2 separate regions of the Homo sapiens genome follow, and region 1 is linked to region 2. Evidence: chromatin contacts called from ENCODE Hi-C data. All regions are on one chromosome and are shown on one strand. Each heading gives the region's core, a stretch centred on a gene start or an enhancer-like site at or near the end of the contact. The rest is flanking DNA. Distances are from core to core; before and after follow the strand shown.

What was found. Hi-C counts contacts between places; a loop is a spot of excess contacts on that map. Pooled maps may share reads with other maps.
Region 1: a map of ascending aorta shows a loop between it and region 2 (2.7-fold over the local background). The contact joins the enhancer-like site here to the promoter of FOXO3 in region 2. A Hi-C loop is called at or near these places in 1 of 168 maps with a recorded cell type or tissue (ascending aorta) and 6 of 50 pooled maps.

Annotation. Positions count from the first base shown.
Region 1 is chr6:109,299,076-109,303,317 of GRCh38, forward strand. It overlaps the pseudogene CCDC162P. Among named protein-coding and RNA genes, the nearest start is that of CD164, 81 kb to the right of the region's middle. Within about 2 kb of position 1,381, at least 9 of the 41 ENCODE cell types and tissues checked have a DNase peak (open chromatin) inside an H3K27ac peak, as active enhancers do; they include ascending aorta, where a contact is called at or near this core.
Region 2 is chr6:108,558,685-108,562,580 of GRCh38, forward strand. FOXO3 (forkhead box O3) reads left to right here and starts at 2,233. Exons shown (of 3, transcript NM_001455.4): 1 at 2,233-3,145. The coding sequence starts at 2,525. RefSeq lists enhancers at 8-67, 2,710-3,210 and silencers at 598-957, 998-1,067, 2,047-2,266.

The sequences.
Region 1 (4,242 bases), core at 131-2,630, 740 kb after region 2:
CTTCCCCCTCCCACAACTCTCTGCTTTCTGCTTTCTTAGTCGGTAGATGCTGGAGCCCAGTACTTGGCTAGGGAGGAAAGAAGGCTGCTTGCATGTGGACCAGCTGTCAAGATAGAGCATCTCCAGAAATGCCCTGTGGGCTTCCTGTCTCACTCCTGCCTTGGACTGCACGTCGAGGCATTGTGATCAGTTTTCACAATCCTAATAACAGGGATGTCCTCTCAGGGTAGAAAACGATCACTATGTTCACAGGGATATTTCAGACCAGCTGACATTCTGGTAGCCCTGTAAGTGTGAGCCCAGCCATGTTCCCCAAGGGCTCATCACTTTCCACTGTGCTATCCTGTTCTGACTAGCTCCTTCTCTATGCCAGTAACTAGGATATACATACTTAGATGCTAGGATGGTCATCCAGACTCAGGCTGGGTTCCACATCCCAGCACTGAGTGACCCACAGGCCCCTAAGTTAGATTTTTACCCAAAATGAATACAAATCTATGTATATGTAGCCTACTCTTGCAGTAAGGGTCTAAGAAATAAGGCAAATATGGATCCCTCACATTTACTCCTAAAATGACTAGAATCTCCTAGAGGGATATGTATGCATATGTATATGCATGTGTATGTATACATATGTGTGCATATCTTTATATATACACATATGCACATGTGTTTTTTACTTGCTTTGGATGGTCTTGAGTCTTCTTTAATCCATGAGCCAGTGACAGGGAGTGCTGATTTGGATATAGCATGGCAATGAGAGATGAGTGCTGATTCATAATCTTTGATGGTTTCAAGTGCCTAACAGATATACTAAGGACTAGACTTTCCTATTCCTGTCACTTCTCCTTTTTGTTCTATTTCAAGACCATGGCCTTATAAATTTTAAAACTTTCTTTCCATGGCCTGCTCTTATTGTACTGAAAAGCCAAGCAAATTTTTATCTTCCTGAGGAAGGAAGGAGACATAAATCAGACCTTTGATTCTACAGCATAAGGCTTTGCTGGTCTTGCAAAACATATAATTAGTATACCCACAAACAAAACAAGGGAAGTCTGATTAGGTGACAAGTATGGGACAAAATGTTGGTTTACTGGTTTAGCTATAGTAGCCTATATTTCACACTGTCAGACTAAAATGTTGTCCATCTTCTAGGGTCTGAGCTTCAAGAGCTGCAGAACATGATTGACAGCCTCCAGAGCCCCCAAGACCCTATCCGGGTGGCCCAGGCACTCCTCCTCCGGAGGGAGGTTATATTTTTGCAGTTTGACGCTGCAGTAAGGCATCTCATCCGGTAAGGGCTGGAGCACTAATCCTGTTCTAGTAAATTCTGCAGCGGAGGTGTTTGCTGAGTGACCATATAGGGAGGCCACTCTTGGCAAGGTTAGATAATGAGCTTAAAATAGTCATGGGCACAAGCAGATCCAGAACGCCATGGCTACCAAACATGACCTGCCGCAAAGCCTGTCTGTGAGAATATGTTCTTGTTGGCTAATAACACTCTTGATTTTAGCAAATGTAATTTCAGAACAGTTCATATAATGATTGCTGCTTTCAGTGTACAGGGGGTTCTACTGGGAATAACATTTTTGTACTTCTAAAGATGATTAGGTTTTTTTTTTTCAACATTTGTTTACCTTTCAAAGAGACAGAATTTTTACTGCCCCTCTCAAGCTAATGGAATTGGCTACCAGCGTTAAATTTATAAATAAATCCATCTACCTCTAGCCTTGTAGGTACTATTGTGTTAAGTACTCCACATACAAAAGGAATGTTTCAATTGGTTAATTAATCATGATGCTGATGGGAAAATTAGCTTGGATTAAGTTTCATAATGTTTCCAGTATAAATAAGTTTTGTATGAGAGGGAAGGAGGGTTAGCCCTAAAGGTCTCTGCTTATTTTTTAATTGTCAAAATTAACTTTTTTGGGTTAGCTCCCGGTGTGAGTATTTAGCCACTGAGAGGGCCTCAGAGGGCTGTCTGTGCTCTTACCTGTAGGTTGCAGCTGCTTTCCACTGCACTTGTGGGCATCCATGGAGAATGACAAGGTGGGGGTTGCACTGAACTGTCTTGTTCTTTTTCTACTCTCAATCTTCTTTACTCTGACATCAGAGGACTCTTGGATTTAGAATGTAAATTCAGCAGGACAAAAATCAGGCTAATTTGTTGTCTTTATATTGACAAATAGCTTCCTGAGCTGTAGCTTAGTCAAGCAGGTAAGATGTAAAGCCTCAGACAATTATCAGGATGGCCATTTGTTAGTCCTCTGGGCTCTGAAAGCCCAAGGTCAGAATTTGCAAGGATTTTACATACTGGTGAAGAAAAGTCCTTTTTGGATTTTAGCTATGAAGGATTCTGTTTGGTACTGCTCTCCCAGGGGAACCACTCTGCTTCCAGGAAATCCCCTGGAATTGCTTTGCCAGGGCTTTCTTTGTCCTCACACTCGGTCTACAGAAATGGAGGGCATTGTGTCCTATTTCTGGTTTTATGTACTTTTCTGTGACCCTCTGGAGAGAATCACCCAGATGGTTCACCCCACTGTGTCCTCCACTGGTTACATTTCCCCAGCCTTTTTTCTTCAGAGCTGTTCAGATTGTGTGTGTTTGGAATTATACAGCTAGTAAGTGGCAGACTAGAATTAGAACCTAGGTGTGTTTGACTCCAAAACCCGAGATCTATGATGGAGACCAAGCAGCAGCATGGACAGAGAAGAGGATGCTGAAGAAAAGGCAAGAGGCAGGAGAAAAAGAGAAGCTAAAAGATAAATGTCATCCCTCTTGATTGTTTTACTTAGTGCTGAACCTGTAAACAAGGGAAGTCCTCAGAGAATGGAAAGAGATAGGAAGCTTGGGACAGTTCCCTGACCCTTCCTGGAGCTCACCAAGACTGAGCAAACCTGACTGTTTACCCCAGGAATTTTCTGCCCATGTAAGCTGAAGGCTTCTCCAGAATTTGCAAAGGAAAAACTGAACTCTTACCTGGAATAAGGGCGGCATGCTTCACAGATGAGGGTGGGGTATAGGGGGAGGAAGGATGTTGCTCAGGGGTGACAGGACAGTAGCCCTGTAAAGTCGCTGAAAATTTGGCTCCTGCTTCTCTGTGGCATAGATCATCTTGGGTACTGGCTATGTGCATGTTTCTAGGCACAAAACATTTCACTCTGCCCGTCTCAACCCCCCTCTACTAGCCAAAGGGCTGATGGAAATTGATAGCTGTCATCCGAAGGGTTGGATCACACTGACCAGGGCCCAGCATTCATCTCTGGACATGTCCACCAACCTGCAGGAGTTATTGATTAGCCAATTCAAGAAATGCCCGAGGATTGAGTTATCTTTAGTGCCAGGTGAATTAGTCATTTGCATTGAAGGTAAATGCTTGGGTGACAAAGCAGTTCTATCCAATCTCATCTATTTAAGTAAGGAGTTGGCAAACTACTGCTGGAGGTCTCTGCCGATTTTTGTATGGTCTGTGGGCTAAGGATGGCCTTCCCATCTTTAAATGGTTGAAAAAAATGTGTAAAAGAATAGTATTTTGTGACCCATGAAAATGCTATGGAGTTCATATTTTCATGTCCGTAAATGAAACATTGTTGGAACACAGTCATGCCCATTCACTTACGGATTGTCACCGCTTTCACACTACAACCACGGAGCTGAATAGTTGCCACAGAGTCCGTAGGGTCTGCAAAGATGAAAATATTTACCATCTGGTCCTTTAAGAAAAAGTTTAGGCTGGGCGCGGTGGCTCAAGCCTGTAATCCCAGCACTTTGGGAGGCCGAGGTGGGTGGATCACAAGGTCAGGAGATCAAGACCATCCTGGCTAACACAGTGAAACCCCGTCTCTACTAAAAATACAAAAAAAAAAAAAAAAAAATTAGCCGGGCATGGTGACGGGCACCTGTAGTCCCAGCTACTCGGGAGGCTGAGGCAGGAGAATGGTGTGAACCCGGGAGGCGGGTGAGCTGAGATCTCGCCACTGCACTCCAGCCTGGGCTAAAGAGCGAAACTCCATCTCAAAAAAAAAAAAGTTTAGTTTTTTATCCCCTGATTTAAAGAATACAATTCGTTTGCACTTTAGGGGTAGAAGGAAAGAAAGAAGTCCCTCAAAGTTACTCTATAGCACGGTATAAAATATATAGCATGAAACATGCCTTTAGTCTGAATGTATTGTTGATGTTCAGGGTGATTAGGGTAAAAAGGAGAAAGCTGAAGAGATATCCTGATAATATAATCCTTCCTGC
Region 2 (3,896 bases), core at 983-3,482:
TGGACCTTTTTGTGTATGGGGTCGTTGAGGAGCCCGCTTCTACACTCTGAGCTATCTCCGGTGACTTACAAGGATTTTTTAAAAAATATATTTATGAACTAGTGTGTAGACTTTTGGTGTGCATGTCGCGTGTGGTGCATTCGTAGAGTACAAATAAACGATTTGGGGCACGGATCGTAGAATAAGGACTTGTGCAGATGTTTTTCGTTTAACCTAAAGGATACGTCTTTTTTTAAAAGTCAAAAATGCCCACGTAGCGGTTTTGTCGTCATTTACAAATTAGATTAAAATTATTTCCCCTTCTCAGTTGTTCGGAATCTGCTCTTGAATGTAGGACGGGGGTAAATTTGCATTTCTTCCGGAGTTAGTTACACCTCTCCCCCGTTTGCCATGAAACCCATGAAAAGTGAAACACGACTGTGGTCCACCGTCCGAGGTGAGAGACTCAGTGCAAACCTTTTGGTGCCTGATCGAATCTGTGAGCATCAGCTTATCGAAGTTGTGCAGGCACCAACATCTTCGCCGTTCAGTATTTCCACACCGCGATAACCCTGCCCATCTTGCGGCCAGCATCTTATCTCGGGTGTTACCTGGTGTCGCGTTCTAACAGGGAACCGGACACCGGGGCTGGCCCAGAGCCCGGCGGGCGGACGCGCAGGCCAGGGACCCCCTGGTACCAGGCGCCCTGCCCGGAGTCAGGGAGGCCACGCCGCTGCGCTCCTTGGAGCGTCGGGGGCTGTGCGCTCCTGCCGCTCCCCCTTCTCCCTCCTCTCCCCACTTCTTCCTCCTCTCCTCCCTTCTCCCCCCTTCTCCCTCCTCTCCCGGGCCAGCGCCGCGCTTTGTTGTCGTTGAGACTCTCGGGAGGGAGGAGGAGCCCAGCGGGGACAGCAGCGGGAGCCCGCCGAGTCCCGGCCCACGGCGCGCGCCCGGACACCCACGCCCGCAGCCCCGCGGAGCCGGGCCGCGCAGGCGCGCGCGAGCTCACACACGCGCACTCACACACGCACGCCCGCCGCGCGCCCGGCCCGCCGCCCAGCCCGCCGCCCAGCCCTCCCCCTGGGCGGGGACCCGCCCGCCGTCAGCCTAGGTTGAGGCGCCCTGCGTGTGTCTATAACTTTGTGCTGCTGCCGCGGCCGCCCTGCTCGTGGAAGGGAGGAGGAGGAATGTGGAAGGTGGCGGCGCGCGAGCTGACAGGCGGTTCCTCGGGCGGGCTGCGGCGACGGCCCGAGCGCTTCTCCTTCGCCGAGGTTGCGCGCCCCCTCCTCGCCGTGCCCCGGGCCCGCGCGGGATCGTGCGTCGTCCCGCCGCGTCCCTGAAGGGAAGGAAGCGAGGTAGGCGCCGGAGCCGTGCAGCGGGCGGCCGCCTTCCCGGTGACTCCGGATCTGCTTCCGAGCTGGGCCGGGCGCTTCCCTTTCCCCTCCCTGAGCCGCGGTGTGCGCGCCCCCCTTCTCGCCCGCTAGTGTTTTTAAAGGACTCGGGAAGGGGGAAACTGTCAAGATGGCAGCAGCGGGAGCAAGGAGGTGATGAACGTGCTGGTCCGGGTTTTCTAGCAGCCCGGGAGACTTGGCGCTTCCCGACCTGTTGGAAGATTTATGTTCCGACTCGCTCCCTCCCCCGGATCCCGACTGGGAAGGGGGCGGAGGGGACGACGTCCGCGAGAATGCAAACCACACAAAACCCCGAAGTGGCCGTCCCCGCCGGGCTCGAACCTCTGCGAACACCCGCTGGGCTGCTGCTCCCCCTTCTTTCTGTCTTTCCTTTATTTTTTGGAAGTGACAAGGGCCCATCTGCGCCCAGACCCCCGTTCGCCCTCTGGCCCGCGGGCGAAGAGGGGAGAGGGAGCTGCCCGCGCAGTCCCCGGGCTCGGGCCATTCGACCGGGTGGGGGGTGACGGGGGGTCGCGGAGGCGGCCAGGCTAGGAAAGGGGAGAAGAGCCGAAGACAGCACAGACTTGAGCGGCGGCGCCGCGGGAGGCACTAGAGCGGGCCCGAGCGAAACATAAACAAACGCACGCACACCCGAGCTCGGGCTCTGACCGCGGCTCGGCTGCGCCAGCTCCGGCCGCTGCCCGCTTTAAAGGCGCGGCCGCCCCTCCCCCGGGCGCCCCTCCCCCTTCTCCCCGCCCCGCCGCCTAGCCCGGGAGGGACCTGCGGCTGGGCGGCGGGGGGAGGGGGCTGCCCCGCGCGAGGCCGTCGATTCGCTCGCGGCTCCATCGCGGCCTGGCCGGGGGGCGGTGTCTGCTGCGCCAGGTTCGCTGGCCGCACGTCTTCAGGTCCTCCTGTTCCTGGGAGGCGGGCGCGGCAGGACTGGGAGGTGGCGGCAGCGGGCGAGGACTCGCCGAGGACGGGGCTCCGGCCCGGGATAACCAACTCTCCTTCTCTCTTCTTTGGTGCTTCCCCAGGCGGCGGCGGCGGCGCCCGGGAGCCGGAGCCTTCGCGGCGTCCACGTCCCTCCCCCGCTGCACCCCGCCCCGGCGCGAGAGGAGAGCGCGAGAGCCCCAGCCGCGGGCGGGCGGGCGGCGAAGATGGCAGAGGCACCGGCTTCCCCGGCCCCGCTCTCTCCGCTCGAAGTGGAGCTGGACCCGGAGTTCGAGCCCCAGAGCCGTCCGCGATCCTGTACGTGGCCCCTGCAAAGGCCGGAGCTCCAAGCGAGCCCTGCCAAGCCCTCGGGGGAGACGGCCGCCGACTCCATGATCCCCGAGGAGGAGGACGATGAAGACGACGAGGACGGCGGGGGACGGGCCGGCTCGGCCATGGCGATCGGCGGCGGCGGCGGGAGCGGCACGCTGGGCTCCGGGCTGCTCCTTGAGGACTCGGCCCGGGTGCTGGCACCCGGAGGGCAAGACCCCGGGTCTGGGCCAGCCACCGCGGCGGGCGGGCTGAGCGGGGGTACACAGGCGCTGCTGCAGCCTCAGCAACCGCTGCCACCGCCGCAGCCGGGGGCGGCTGGGGGCTCCGGGCAGCCGAGGAAATGTTCGTCGCGGCGGAACGCCTGGGGAAACCTGTCCTACGCGGACCTGATCACCCGCGCCATCGAGAGCTCCCCGGACAAACGGCTCACTCTGTCCCAGATCTACGAGTGGATGGTGCGTTGCGTGCCCTACTTCAAGGATAAGGGCGACAGCAACAGCTCTGCCGGCTGGAAGGTGCGTACCCACCCCGGGCTGGCAGCAGGACCCGCCGGGCCTCCTGCGCAGCGCGAGACGCGTCTCGGATTCGTCGGAGTGCGCTTGCGGGCTCCAGGGCAAGGGGTTGGCAGGGGGAGCCTCCGCTGCGAGGCTTTGGGGGTTATCTTTGATCCCCGGAGTCGGGGCACCTGGGGACGGTCTCGGAGGGGTGAATGAGGCTCCCCAGAAGCTTGGGGCATGGCCAGGTGAGGAGAGGGGGCAGGGGACGCCGGCGAGGGAAGGGCGAACGGACAGGAGTACATTTGCTGGATTCTCCGGACAGCACCGAGGAGGTAGGTCCGCAGCCAACTTTGGAGTAGAGTTTACCGTAGTGGGGGTCTGGTGCGGGCGCTGTGGCTGGAGTGAGAGGTGTGGGGGTGTTTGGGACGCAGTGTCTGGAGGAGGGGTTGGATGTGTGGTTTCCAGTCTGTCGCAGGAGCATGTTGCGTCGTCACTAGCTGAATGAGAACCTTCGGGTCCAAGTTTCAGCTTGTGGGTGTTAACACCTACAGGCACATCGATCCGATTAGAAAAAGCAGTGGTTGCAAACCTTTTCCTGGACGGCTTCCTTTCCTTGCCTATATTGATACCTTTTCTTCTCGGAGATGTCGCTCCAGTAAACCTGCTTCTGACTAGCTGCTTCTGAAATGTTCTGGGGCCTCGAACCGGCCGGTCTGGCCACCTCAATCCAGACTGGCTGCACCCGCTGCTCCCGCCGAGGCCTGGATTC